3 separate regions of the Mus musculus genome follow, and all the other regions are linked to region 1. A link is a loop called in an ENCODE intact Hi-C map of the cell type or tissue named here. Cell type or tissue: left cerebral cortex. All regions are shown on one strand. Each heading gives the region's core, and the rest is flanking DNA. Links, peaks and the distances in the headings are about the cores only.

The links. A loop is a pair of places that touch in the nucleus more often than their neighbours do. Peaks named below come from ENCODE experiments on the same cell type or tissue, not always from the same donor. Only the 100,000 strongest peaks of a DNase experiment are listed, where the experiment ranks them.
Region 2: a loop joins it to region 1, with 12 times the contacts of the local background. A loop is called at or near these places in 20 of 42 quality-filtered maps.
Region 3: a loop joins it to region 1, with 8 times the contacts of the local background. A loop is called at or near these places in 20 of 42 quality-filtered maps.

What each region holds. Positions count from the first base shown.
Region 1 is chr17:30,883,087-30,888,101 of GRCm38, reverse strand. No RefSeq gene overlaps it. Among named protein-coding and RNA genes, the nearest start is that of Glp1r, 16 kb to the left of the region's middle. In left cerebral cortex, for the core only: no CTCF peak of the experiment used is centred there; a DNase peak (open chromatin) is centred at 2,273.
Region 2 is chr17:30,369,765-30,374,779 of GRCm38, reverse strand. The region is part of intron 6 of Btbd9 (BTB (POZ) domain containing 9); the gene reads left to right. Among named protein-coding and RNA genes, the nearest start is that of Btbd9, 200 kb to the left of the region's middle. In left cerebral cortex, for the core only: no CTCF peak of the experiment used is centred there; a DNase peak (open chromatin) is centred at 2,482.
Region 3 is chr17:30,380,791-30,385,805 of GRCm38, reverse strand. All of the region lies in intron 6 of Btbd9 (BTB (POZ) domain containing 9), which reads left to right. Among named protein-coding and RNA genes, the nearest start is that of Btbd9, 190 kb to the left of the region's middle. In left cerebral cortex, for the core only: no CTCF peak of the experiment used is centred there; DNase peaks (open chromatin) are centred at 1,968, 2,519 and 2,745; H3K27ac peaks cover 1,098 bases.

The sequences.
Region 1 (5,015 bases), core at 496-4,495:
CAGAACCACCCTCTTTTCTGTTCTAAAAGTACCCTCCCCACCTCCACCTCCACCTCCACCTCCACCTCCACCTCCACCCCAGACACTTAATGATGCCTTGGCTTATGGCTCATTTGCCAAATGGGAAAGCAAACAAAGCTGATGAACCTCTGGGGCACCTGGTGACTCAGATGTCCACCCCTCCCCAGCCAGCTGCTCCTGAGGAAGGAGATGGGTGAGTCCTCAGAGGGCAGACTCACAGAATTAAGTTTAAACAGAAAAGTTCCCTACTGAGAAAAATCTGACAGTGTCAGTATATCCTCAGATGGAGTGATGGAGGCAAGACCTTGAAACTGGCATGGCTGGGGGTCAATCCCAGGGCTGATGCCCCAGATCTTGTGTGACAGACCCAAGACAATGAATGTGTCTCTCAGTGGCAAGCCCAATTCAGTCAAGGGCTTGGAGACCTCTTTTTTGTACTCCGTAGTGTGGCAGAATGACTAACCGAAATTTCATTTTGGCTCATGGTTGTAGAAGGCTCGATGCCTGGCTCCAGGTGCTGGGGCAGAACATCGTGGTGACAGAAGTGTGTGCCAAAGTGGGTGTCCATTTCACAGCAAACCAGGAAGTGGAGGGAGAATGGTTGGGAGGGAGAGAGATAAAGACTGGGGACCAGACCTAACCCTCAAATGCATGACTCTGGTCACCAAGGAGGCTTCACTCACCTCTCAAGGTTTTCAAAGTCTCCCAAGATAATACCACCAACTGGAGACCAGAGATTCAAAATGTGTGTGTGCATGCGTGTGTGTATGTGTGTGTGTGTGTTGTACACACATGTGTATGTGCTCAAGTGGATTTTGTATTCAAACAAAAGCACTTCACCCTGCCCACCAAGGGATTTTTTAGTCTGGTTGCCAATGGTGTTCCTCAAGGCGAGCTTCTGAAGGTCGTGCCTTTGCAAGACTGGACTAACATAGCTATTGTGAGTACTGGGAACAGTTGCAGTAATGTCAGAGGTTTGAGAGGCCCAAGGAAATAGCCACTACTTGTCACACTCTTGACATCTAGAGGACACTAAACAAAGGAGTTGGGGTGGGGGTGAGATTAGCAAGTTGTACTCCATGCCTTGCATGGTGACACTGTTGCGGTTCTGTATGGACACACCTTATGACCCCAGGATGCTGTGTCTGTGAGACACCTTGCACGAGTTGGTTATCGCATCCACCATGGGGGTCCTGGGGATTGAACTCCAGTCATCAAGCTTGATGGCAGGTGCCTTTACCTCTGATCTTTCTTGCCCGTGTGTCCCCAGTGCTGGTATTATTGGTGTGCATCACTGGCAGTCTGAATGATGGCCACATAGCTGCCCCTTTGGTCATAACTTCATCTGATGACATACCTATGACCCAAAGCTCTGACCTCTAGGCAAAGACCATTCTCTGTGCCTCCCTATCAGGAATACTCGGACTCACCTGAGTATCCACTGGGGCTTTAAATAGAAGCAGTGGTGAGTAAAACCCCATCAACTCATCCAGACAACGATGCTCAAAGCTGCCATTGCTAAGAAGGCCTCAGGTTCCCCGCTCACAATGTTGTTTAGGGAAGGCCCTACTTAAAATGTTGGAAGCCAAAGCACAGAGGTGGGGGTGTGAACATGTAGCGCCACCCCTAGCTGTTAGCTATGTGATGGCCACTGAGACAGGAAGTGAACTGGAAACTTAAGGGTTCTTTGGAAAGTCAGTCGTGTCAAATGGTGTTTTGCTGGGGCAGACACATGAAGGAGTGTTTTCCTGATGCAGACACAGGTGAAAAAAAAATGTTTTGCTAAAGCAAGCATATGAAAGGACTCATAATGAAGGATTCTTCAGAAATGGCACACATGTATTGGTCTGCCTTACATTTCGTGGTTGAACTCCATTTGTCGGGACTCCACAGAGTGTTCTGGCAGCTTCCTGCTGTTTCTGTGGACTCTGACTGATTGGCTGAGTGATGCCAGCTGATATAGACTCACATGGAGTTTTGCTAAGACAGACTGACTTGCTGAGGCAAGACCTGTGATGTTTGGGGGGGGGGTAGTATAAATAGGACTCAGTGGACAGTGACGGAGGAGGCTGGCTTGCATAGCTAGCTTTGCAACACTTCTTGATCTTGCATCTTCACTGATCTTTACTTCTTTGAGAGAGGCATGGCAGAGAACTTCTGACAGAGGCCTGGCTGCCTCCGCTAAGTTATGCCACTACTGCTGATTGTGTTTGCTATCCTGAGACTACTGAACTAGACTACTGATGTTTTTTCGAAGTGTTTGTGGGTGGATTGAGCTGCCTCTGCTGAATCCTGCAGAGTGAGCTGCTGATTTCCTAACAACGCAAATGGGATTTGCTTCAAAGAACAATTTCTAAATGGGTCCACTCCCCCTGTATCCTAATAACCTTTCTTTTCCACTACCTCAGGTGGGTGGTGGGCTAGCAGGGAAGTTAAAGCGTTTAAGAACCACTTTTAGAATCAGGGTTGAGAAAATTTTAAGCTTATAAGAGAGAGTCAGGATGAGGTTTTTGTTTGCTTTGTTTTAATGGTGTGTCTCCTGGTAGGCTGACCGCACTCTCAAGAGGCCCAGATCTCAAGAGTTGCAGAGCAACAGATGCTGGCATGATGGGAAAAGAAAAAAAAGTAAGAGGTAAAAGAAGAAATCTCCAAGTTGGAAGGAAGGGATGGGGGTTGAGAGGGAGTCTGGGGAAGAGTTGTGGGGAGTGACTATGTTCAAAATGCATTGTATGAAATTCTTGAAGAATTGGTACTATATGTTGGAAGAACTGAGTCTCCATTTCCATGCTTCCATTACTCTTTGTCTCAGAGGCAGATCACACACACCCTGTGTGTGCACACATTTGCTTGTATGTAGTGCATGTGTGTAGGTCAGAGGTCAACCTTGGATGCCTTTTTAAAACATTTTTAAAAAATTATTTATTTATGTATGTCTATGTGTGAATGTCAGATTCAGTCAAAGGTCAAAGCTACATCAGATCCCTTGAAGCTAGAGTTAGAGACAGTTGTGAATTGCTCATTGTGGGTGCTAGGAATCAAACTCTTTTGAGTTCTGTAAGTACCACCACTGAGCCATCTCTCTAGCCCCAATCTTAGATGTCTTAACCTCAGGAGTCATCCATCTTGCTTTGTGAAATGTGGTCTCTGGTTGTCCTGGAGTTCACTGATTTGTGGAGGCTGGTTGAGCAGCGAGCCTTGGGGACCCTCTTGCGTCTGCTTCCCCAGTGCTGGATCACAAGTGTATACCATCTGTTGGTATTCTGTCTAGACTCCACCCCTACAGTTACCTGGCAACAACCAGGTAGGCCTGGCCCACGATAAAAGGGGCTGCTTGGCCCCTCCTCTCTCTCTCTCTTACTCTCTTGCCTCTCTCTTGCCTCTTGCCCCCTTGTTCTCCCTCTCTCCATGTGGTCATGGCTGGCCTCTACTTCTCTACTCTCTCCTTCTCTCTGCCTTTCTCTTCCTCTACTACCCTCTTAAACTCCCCTCCCCATGCCCTTAGTGAACTCTATTCTATAGTATACCATCGTGTGTCTGGTCCCTCAGGGGAAACGGATGCCTCCGCATGGGCCTACAGAGGCACCCCCTTCCCCCACACCCCGCCAGAACATATTCTTGTAGCTCTTCCTCTTTTTGTGATCACAACACCATCACCAACCTTGGCTGTTGATGTGGATGCTGGAGAACAAGCTCAGGTTCTTATGCTTGTGTGAGAAACATGGCTACTGACCAAACCATTTCCCCTTCCCTTTGGCTCTCTCCTTTCTCAACGCTGCCCCCTGCTCTCAGGGTTGCTGGGCAGAGAATACACACCAGAGAGTTTTGGAGACTGCCCAATGTGAAGGAAATGGTCTTGGTGACCCCCCCCCCCCCGTGGTGTCCTTGAGGCTCCATGGTCACACGCAAAGCCTTTCTGTCCAGCTGTGACTCTCAAAAGTCTGGGGTGGAGGCCAAATCAAACCCAGACACAGTGTGTTTGTTTATTATTATTATTATTATTATTATTATTATTATTATTATTTACTTATTCATTCGTTTCTTGCAGTGCTGGAGATCGGACCTATCACCAGTCCTGACACAGTTTAAATTTTGCTTCTTTGGGACCCCTCTACCACGAGAATGCTCTGATCTTATTTCCTTTGATTGACTCACCCCTTTACAGCTCAAACTAAATTCTCATTTCTACAGACATCCCCAGTCTTCCCAAAGAAAAGGCAGGCTTCCTTCCTCTCTCTGTTTCTCTAGCTCTCCATCCTTAGAACAATGGCCACTTCCTGGTTTATATGCTATCTTATGGACAGAGCCGGAGTTCTGTGCTCTGATAAGTATCTGAGATCTTGGTCCCTCCTGCATTCCTCCTAGGGGTTGGCACGGAGTTTAGAGTGTGCGAAGGGCACACAACGCCCCCGGGCCTGGTGGCTGAGAATTGGAATGGACCTCAGAGGTGATCAATGTCTTCCGAGCCTGCAGGCGGGAAGATGAGTGGCCAGGCTCCCCGGATCAGGTCCATAAACATCTTTTTGACAGAACAGACTAACTTCAAAGCCTAGCAATTTTAGATTATATTTGCATTGGAGGCTTTTAAAGTAGCAAAACTTTAGATTTATGTCTTTGTGAACAGATGTGGAAAGGAAAATCAATTCCTCGTAGGATTGGCTTATTTGTTTTTTATCTCAGTACTAAATATTATGCAGCGAGTGACAAATTAATACATAAATTGACCCGGAGACATCTACATACTGGATGGGTGATCAGAATGGAACGAGTGGCTCTAGCCACTCAGAGTCAGGAAGAATGGATGCTTGCCTGTCAATCAGATGTTTCCCAGCAAGACTGGCAGGAAGTCAGCTTGAGTGGGAGGTGGGAGATGCCCACAGGCTTCATGGGGGACAGGTGGCATGCAGGTAGGCAGTGCTACCTTACGACACTGGCGTTGAAGGTGTGATTCAACCGTAATCCATGGACAGTTGGGCAGCATCCGTTTGCTCCCCACC
Region 2 (5,015 bases), core at 516-4,515, 510 kb after region 1:
CTTAGGGGATGGCACCAGCAGAAGGCTCTTTCCAATTACTCCACTGTACCATCACAGAGAGGTTTGAGTGGCATATGATGACAATCACTGATGGCCCTCTAACCTCATATTTCATAATTACTACTGGAATCTATTCAATATGTATGCAGCACTCTCCAGAGAAAGGGAAAAAAATCCTATTCCCAGCTGCATGGCAGAAAGCTGTATTTTTATTAAGATCTTTGACTGACAATATAAATCATAAATCACCAGCATGATGCTTGAGGCACCAGAATATCCAGAGCAGAAATATAACCTGCAAAGTGTGCCGTGCTGGTGTACTTTAAAATGCATGGTGCCCAAGATTTGAAAGCAATTATATGCCAAATCACGGGATGCAATTTTTTAGGCAGTTCTTTGCCTTGTGAGTCTCCCTGATCTTGTGTTCCATCTTTATCATATCAGCTGATGGTAACCAGCTTGATATTTGTGTGTCTGAGTGATTAGCTCTTGTAAAAGGTGGTGAATAATTATCGCACATTCATAAGACATTCATGTCGCACAGAGAATGCTCGTGTGGTGCAACGCTGCTGTCTGCAGTGCAGGTACTCAGACGTGTGTTGGTATGATATTGCAGTTGTAGAGGAAAGGGGAGTCATCTGAAGTTCCTGGCTCTGTTTGAAATGCACGAAGAGTATTCCATTTGCTTGCTTTTGGGGTAGCACCTGTGTCCTTAACAATTTATTGTGGCATATTAAGCCATGAAACAGGCCACATCCTGAGAATAGTTCTTTGGCAGACAAAGGTGCAGATTTTATGTATTGAGTTAAAGGAAATGAAACTTTCCCTGCAAGGATAAGTAGAAAGGAATTTGGCTGTGGAGGTAATAAATATCTTTAAAATGTGATGAAAACACGTTTAAAAGGTTCTTTATTAAATTCTACTTCTATTAATTAATTTCTATACTATAAATTACCCAAGATGTCCTGCTAGTGAAAGACAGCTCAAAGATCATGTGGAGCCTTGGTACATTGCATAGCCCTAAAAGGAAATTATGTGGAGTCTCCTGACACCTCTTTCGCCTTTGTTTAAAGAGCTCGTTTGCTCATGTGAAGCCTGCGCTCTAACATACCTCAGAAAAGATAATATATTATGAGACAATTTATTAACCCTTTTAGAAATGTTGCTTTGATTGTAAGATTTTAGTATTTCAGAAGTTGTGAAGTTTTAACTTGAATTTAGTTGAAATGACCCACAGCTTTGGGCTGTTGATATTTATTAGGAACAGTCATTTTAAGGTTAAAGCTTTGAAGGGAGTATAGGTGCCTTATATACTGCTCACCTCCCAGCTGAAGGATTGATGGCCACTGCTCCTTTTAGAACACTGTATTAGAAAGGGACCATGTTGAATCCATATAAACACAGTAAATTTCATTTGATGTTTCCATTCAGCCAGTTTGAATTCTGCCTGTTCAGGGGGAGATAGGAAAAGCTATTACCTCCTGCGCTGAACATACACAGGTAACACAGTATCCAGAGCTATTACCCCCTGTGCTGGACATACACAGGTAACACAGTATCCAGAGCTATTACCCCCTGTGCTGGACATACACAGGTAACACAGTATCCAGAGCTATTACCCCCTGTGCTGGACATACACAGGTAACACAGTATCCAGAGCAAGGTGCAGAGCATCAAACAAAAATTATCGAGGAAATCTTAAGTCGTCTGCACTCCCAAAGTGTGCAGGGTCCCTCCCTGCCTCCCTCCTGCCTAGCTTCTTCCTTCCCTATCTTTTTCCCCCATAAAAACAAAAACCAAACATACCAGAAGAGCCTCTAATGTTGGGAAATCACCACCACTGTCACAGAAGTCAAATAGCAGAGAGGCCCTAACTGCATTGTGAGACTGCATTGGGTTAACCCAGGCACCTCAGATCAAGTTCACCACAGCAGACTTTCTGTCATGGACAATTTTATTGAAGTGTTCTCCTGGCTCGAAGTGCACATCTGAACATTTAAACCCAGATATGCTAACAGATGTCTCTTGAGCAACAGCATCATCAAACCAGACTTCACCTGAGTGAGGAAAATCCTTTTCCCATCATTTTTTATTTTCACTTGGAGATTACATTTCACCGTAGACGACAGGCCCAGGGACTGTGATGAGAACCTGAGGAGGTGGAAGTGTCTCGTCTGATCAGTGTGAGGGGAGCACATGCATCCCCAATGAGCGCTACCACCCAGTTCTAAGCCTGCAGAATGCTAATGAAAGGGTCGTTATTTTCCTGCCTTGGTCTTTGGGCCTCTTTTCTTACAGATGTCTTGACACGCTGTGAATTCGCTGTTCTCCATTCTGATTCTGTGTGTATGTGTTTGGCATCTGGGCAAGTCCTGTTCTCAAGAATTTGAGGGAACAGTTTATCTGTTGGCTGATTTCTCTTTTGGGCACAGATGGAACAAAAGGAGCGGTACAGTTTTAGATGGTTTCTTTCAGATCCATTCGTTGTATCTTAAGTTATTCTTCATAACCTCTGTCACACTGCCCAGATTCCAACCATTGGATGATGCGGGTGACATACTTGAGCCTGTCATATGGTGTTTTTCTTATTTCTAGATTAAATACGGCCTTCTGTTTTGAGTCAGCCTGTAAAGGTTCTCATTAAAGAAACATGATAGTAGTTGGGGCCAAAAAACAAGATGTGATTGTTTAATGGAACTTTTTTGTTTTTGTTTTTCAAGACAGGGTTTCTCTGTGTAGCCCTGGCTGTCCTGGAACTCACTTTGTAGACCAGGCTGGCCTTGAACTCAGAAATCCTCCTGCCTCTGTCTCCCGAGTGCTTGGATCAAAGGTGTGCGCCACCACGCCTGGCTTAATGGGAGCTTCTAAGGAAGGCGAATGTCCAGAAGGAAATTCTCAAATGTTTCTGTTCGTTGCATCTGAAGGATCCTGCCTTGCATCACACAAGGTCACTGTAAAAGGATCTCTCACACTTCTGTCTTCACATCTTTGAGGGGTTGGCTCAGGAACTCCATGTATACCCAAACCCAAAACACCAATATCGTGTTCTCTGGTGTCTAATGACATAGTGTCTGCATGTAACCCACACACCTTCTCCTGTATATGGTGTAGCACCTGCAGATAACCTTTAATACTTAATCAGGTACGGGTGTCAGGAACATAGTTGTCATCCTTAATGGTTAGCATGGGTGTTTAAAGAAAATCATTTGTTTCAGAATAGATGCAGCTGTTTTCTTCCAGTTTCGTTTTGAGGTTGATTGAATTCATGGTCATGGAACACATGGGTATGGGCAGCTTACTAAGCATATACTGACCACGTGAGAACTAAGGTCAGAAATAACCACCTACATAGGACAGACGTTTGGTGGGGACATGCATCTGAAGTTAAAGCGTCTTTATATCGGTCAGAATTTTGAAATTCGACTTCTAACGCGGGACCTATTGTACTCACCAAATAGAGCAGTGGTTCAGTCATGAATCGTTGGGGGTCAAATGACCTTTAACAGGGGTTGCCTATGATAACTGGAAAGCACACAGATATTAACATCATGATTCATAACAGTAGCAAAACTATAGTTATATAGGAACAATAAGAATAATTTGATGATTGGGGTCACCACAGTGTAAGGAACTATATGTTAAAGGGTCACAGCATTAGGAAGGTTGAGAACCAGGGCTTTCAAGCATCATACTGTACCCTTGAAATAGCAAACTTTCACTTGCTGCTAGTGTTGAGGGGAGTACTGCACTCTGCTAAGCAAGTGTTTGGACCCCTAACATAAAATTTTGAAGTGGCCCATTTGATATTCTATCTTAATTTATCCTCATATGAGATCAGTATTCCTCAAGTAGAGTTAGGTATTATAACTTGTAGGATAAATGAAGTAAAATAAATAAAAATAAATACTATAGTTTTATTGTTTACACAGATGAATAATAGTTTACAAAACAATACCACAGCCAGGCAATTGTGGTGGCACACGACTTTAACCCCAGCACTTGGGAGGCAGAGGCAAGTGGATCTCTGTATGTTCAAGACCAACCAGCTCTACAGAGTGAATTTCAGGACAGCCAAGGCTACACAGAGAAACTGTGTCTTGAAAACAAACAAACAAAAACAAGCAAACAGTGCCATGAAGATTAGAATTGTCTAATCTCAAATAAAATGCCTATATTTTCATTTTTAAGCACATACCAATTAAAAAAAATGTAACGTTCTTCATAAACACAGGAAATTTATTATTTAACTTGTCCTAGTAACCTGTTCATCTGTTCAACAGCTACAGTTTTTAATGATTAATTTTGTATGTGAAACTGACAATTTTCTGCAGGTATCATTAGTTTAACAATTTACTCTTACAATAATGCTCACCTTGAGTTTACTGTTAAGATTTCTCATAAAAAAAGAATATGGTAAAGGTTCTGTGAAGTCTGACAGCCTGAACTCCATCCCTAAGCCCACTGGAGAGGAGAGAACTGCCGCTGGCTTGTCATCTGCCTTCCCCACGCCTACTGTGTCACACACACCCTGCAGTGCACTCACATGCATACCCTCCAGGGCAGACACACGCACGCACGCACGCACGCACGCACGCACGCACGCACGCACCCTCCAGCTCACACACAGACACACAGACGGAACATTTACATGAGAAATGTAATGAATATTTTAAGGACTTGAAATTATCATACCCAGTTTCACCTGTGTTGCTCACCTCTGCTTGAAAGTGAATAATCAGATATTAACACTAAATACACATGTGTATACTGTTCTGATGGCTGGTTTTGCTAGTTAAAATGATAGAGCTTTTGTGATCGTGTCATTACAGATCATGAGTAGTGCATTCAGAGTGTGGAAGTTGACCTTAAGCTCTGCACACTTAACCAAAGACTGAGGCTAAAGCCTAATTTCAGATAGTTGAGATCAACGCAAACGTGATGCAGTTTCTATACTGATATAGAACATTAGTTTCCCGAAGGGCCTGGTCGCACAAACCTGTAATCCCAGTATTTGG
Region 3 (5,015 bases), core at 411-4,410, 500 kb after region 1:
AGGAAGATGGACCTCGGGACAGTAGTAGAGAGATGTTGGTGCTGTTAGGATTAAAACATTCTAGAAGAAAAAACTTCCTTTTTTTTTTTCTTTCAAATTACTTAATTTCTGTAAACATATTTCTGACATGTCATGATACCAGAATAAATGCCCCTGTCTTCATGAATGTCCACTGAAGGAGGCAGATATAGTGAAAGGCTGAGGTACATAAAAACCAGTTGAGATATATGTCATGGAAGGAAAGGGACTGAGGAGATTTTGTGAAAGGAGAGTATAACAGCCTGATCTGGGAAGGGACTGAGCAGATGCTGTGCTTGGAGCTGTGGCTGTACTGACGTCTGGTAGTCCTGTGTCATGGGGCATTGTAGGGCAAGTGAATTGGTGTTTATGTCATAGGGCTGCAGGGAGGCGTAAGTAGACAATCCATGTGTGGGGCTGGCCTGACTGGGCACAGAGCAGTCTTAAAGAATAATTTATTAGATGTTGTGTTTACATCACCACGAGCTGTAACAAATCTGAATCTACCTTTCTGTTGATGTTGGAGCTGAACCAGCCCTAATGGCCTTGCTGAGACAAGAGTGGACGTGGGATGAATGCTAGAGGATGACCACTGGGCAAATGAAGGAAGAGAAGGTCACAAAGGACCTGAGGTGGAGTGGGCAGCCAGACTGCAGAAGAACCTCCAAAGGCTGACAGCATGGCTCAGTGCAGACCCCCGTCTGACAGACATGCAGGAAGTGGCAGAGGAAAGGGCTGGTCTTGAGGATGGGTGGATAGTGAAGCTAGCTGCCTCCCAGGTCACCAGGTTGAATAAAGATGGAAGAGAGGCCAGGGAGCCTTCAGGGACACAGTAGTGTACTTTTTGGCTCAGTTTCAGAAGAGTGGAGGATAAAGGACATCCTGAGAAGCTGAGCCTTCAACGAGGAAATAGACATTGTATGAATGTTGAGTTTAAGAAGCTTGATGCTAAAGGGAAGGAAAGGAGAGAGTAGTTGCTGAGAAGGATCTTGGCTGAGGACCTAGCAGAGAGAGCCATTGCAGGTAGTGGAGGATGGCCTTGGGCATGTAGTTCACTGGTGGAATATAGACCTAGCATGTACAAGACTTTCACTTAAATCATTATCACTGCAAGAATAACGGAAAGAATAGATTGCAAAGGAGGAGTAACAAGGTGGGGGAAATCGTAAACCAAGCAGGTGTCAGTCAGAAGGCTACCTGCAAGGGAGTTTGGGAAGTAGAGTTTTTATTCTGGGTCAGCCTAGGCAACTTATGGTCTCTGCCATAGGTAATCTAACTCAGCTAGAGTGGATGGTGAGTATATACAGAGGTTAAATGGGTTACTGCTTTCTAGTAATCTTATCTCTCTGACAGGTAAACTGGTAACCAGAGGGTTAAGTAAAAAGGCCACAGGTGACAGGGGCTGGGTAGCCCAACAGAGAAGTGAGCGGTCACACTCGCAAACCAGACATCAATTCTGTTCCACTGGGGCCTTTTTTGTGATAGGTCTCATATTTTTAGTTCATCCAGTAGACAATGTGAAAGTTTGGTGCTTTACCTCCATTTAATCTTAGTATTCTAAATATAGGTAGTGTTAGCTACATTACATTAACGTCTAGAAAGATTAATATGCTAGTAGGATTTAGATGTGGCCCATTCAATAACACTTTACATTGGGTTTAATTTCATTTTTGTGCAGAAACTCATTTGGCTTTTGAGACCCAGTCGTTTCTCAGTATATTTCAAAATGTTTTTGTTATCTTTCCACCATAGAACCTGATAGGGGAACATTGGTGAAAGGGGTTCCTGACTGTTCTGTTCATTTAAAGGCAAATGCTCTGATTTGTAGAATAAGCAAGCGTTACTTTGTTCTAATGTTGGAGAACGCTTCTCATCTTAGAAGACCCATGAGAGCAGAACAGTAATGGAGTGGCTGAAGCCCCGAGCCAGTGAGCAGGGAGTGTGGGAGTCCTCCCAGCCCCTGCATGCTCTTTAAAAATAGACATGAGAACAAATTTTAAGAAAACCGTGTTTAGTTTTCTAAGGTTGAAAGGAGCCGAGTATATTGAGCTCTGTTTCACCAGAGCTTGTCTTCTTCGTTATTTTATTTGATGGTTTGGGAGTTTCTTTAAGTTGTAGACCTTTATGCCCAGAAGAGGGATGGTGAGTGGGCCTGAGAGTCACTGAGAGCTATAGAGCAAGTAGCTAGACCAGGAGGGGCTTGGGGGCCTGGCTGAATAATCAGGCTGTGGCTTTTGTTGTCTTTGTAGCTTGCTTAGTCCAGTAGAAGCCCTCCAAGGGGGTATTTCCTTTTTTTCTTCATAGTTACCTTGCCTCTGTGTCTGAGAAACAAAGTGAAGCAGTTGTTTATTGCTAGAGTGGCTTCCTGTTCAAGCTCTGAGCGTGGTGGGAGGTGGAGAAGCCAAGACGAGAAGCTGGTGTGCCTGTGTGCTCTAATCAACCCTCCATCCACTGGTTGCTTTGGCTTGAAGGGCTGGAGGAATGATGAGTCCATCAGCTCTGAGTGGTGTCCTCTGGCACACAGTGGTATGGAGGACCGAGTGGGTGGCTGTGCTTTGAGGTTAGGATAGACCACATGCTTCTAAGAAAGCTGGAAAGATCCAGTGATGTCACTTCTCACTGAAGACCTCCCAGGGCTCCTCACTGACTGAGACCTTTACCTTAAGATACATGGCCCACCCACCTTTCTGGTTGTCTTATCGTTTCCACCAGTATCACTATCCTACCTTGTTGGCGGCTCACCGTACAGAATTGAGCTTTCTCTGTTTGCCCAGCAGATTTCTTGCTCTGGCCTACGTTGCCATCTGACTTACATGGCTACCTACCTAACTTTCCTGTGCTTAACATCACACCTTAGAACCACATCTGTTGCAGATTTGGGTCCTCTGCTCTTCTCCTTTGTATAGTCTTCCTCACTCCCTGCCCACCCACCCCCATTCAATTTCACGGGCTCTGTGAGATTGGTTAATCACAGATATTCGTGTCCTGCCTGGATTCTTGCCCTGCACCACCAGCCACAGATACTGAAGTGTGGCATTGCAGAACTTTGTGCAGCTCCATGACAGCTCTTTAATGCTGTGTGCCATTTGGTCCAAGGCTATGAGTGGAAGAAAGGGTATAGTCTACAGAGAGGGAGGAGGCAATCCCGGAGACCTTTAGGTTGCTCCCAGTAAAATGGTGGCAAGATGGTCTGAGACCTGAGGGTCCCACCTTGCCCCTTGCCGTTGTTTGTACTGTAGCCAGGTGTCTTTGTTAAATGCATGTCTACTCTCATTTCTTATTTCAGAACATCCAAAGTACTTTCCCTTTCCCAGAGAAACTCCACCACCCTACTTTGTGTGCTCTTTGCTGATATCCTTACCTCTCTAGCTTGTTCAGAGACCTCCTGTGGTCTTCAGGTCTGTGCTTATTAGTTATCCGTTGTGTGTGGCAGCAGGCCCCAAGTGTGACAGTGTCAGGTACTTGTTACCCCTCATGTCGGTGGGTTTGCACTTCATACAGGAGCCTAACTGAATGGCTGTTACTTGAGGTGTCTGTTCAAGCTGCTAGAAAAACTATGGAAAACTAGACAGCATAGAGGCAGCAACTGCTTCTTCCACTTCTGGAAGCTGAGAACAAGGTCCCAGCTTCAAGCTGATCCATAGTTAGCACTGGTCTCAAATGATGGCCCCTAAGTCCCCATGCCATCAAAGGGGTGAGATTTTAACACAGGAATTGGGAGGCAGGGAATGAACTTTTAATCCGTAGCAGTCTGTTAGAGAATTGTAGTCGCGTGCTTGGCAAACAGACATGCTCTTGTCATGGGATGTAGTGCCTAGCTGTATTGTCCTTTAGGTTTTGCTGTTTTCTGAGAATAGGATCTTGTCGTGTATATCAGGATGGCTGTGAACTCAGTGCCTTCCAATCCCTTCCTACCTCAGAGTACTGTGCTTACAGGTATATGGCATCGTACCTAGCCGTTCTATAGACAAACAAAACTGCATTCATGTGTGGTTAAGGGCATTTGTTAGAATTACTTACAACTGATAGGGTTGAATAGTCTAGCGGAGGTGATCTCCATGCTACAGAGGTTGAAAACTTAGTAGCTGTTCAACCTGTAAAGCTGGATCTTGATTGGTTCTATTCTGTAAGTAAAGTCTGGAAGATTCCTGGAGTGTCACTGGTCTTCATTCACATTAGAAGGCCAGGAAGCTGTATATTCTGTCACCAGTAAAGGTGGCAGCAATGACAGCAGCAAGAGGATAAACAGATAAGCACATGTGAGCACACACGCACATGCACACACACACACACAGACACATACCCTATCCCTCCCCTGGACTCATCTCTTAGCTGATTGTTGATCTAATCAAGGTTAACTTCATTGTGCCCAGCCCCATGGTGCCTTCTCTAAAATGCTGATGTCATGTCCATACAGCATTGTGACTGTCCCCAGTAAAACATATTCCGAGAGAACAGGGCAGGACCCACATGCTTGTTAGTTTCTCCTTGCCTAGCCTCAGTCACATTGGGTCATTCACAGGATCAGGCTGAGGAGGAGGGTTCACACAACGTTGTGAATGACACAGACAAGCCGTGGGGCCGTGTTGGAGGCTGTGGGCTAGGATGAGGTGCAGCTATGGAATCTGTGTAAACTCTTAACTTGGGACACTCTTACTTTGTCCTTCAACATCCCTGTGTGTGACTTGTCTTGCTTCTCTTCTTGTCTTCCTCTGTGTTTACCACTGAGATTTGATGTGGGCATTTCCTGACACAAGCCTTCTTACCAGCAGCATCTCTCCCGTGACCACTGTCCCTTAGAGCACCACTACATTTCATTACACTTGCCTGTTGGATGCCGTGTCTTTCTGTTGCACTCCAGGCTCACGAGAGGAGGGACCACCTTCCTGGTTCAGTGCCCAGCATAACACTTGGCAGCACCTTACAGGGTATCAGTAAGCAGTTGGAAAGATGAAGGAAGGGATGGTGAAGAGGTGGATGATGGGCGAATCATTGGC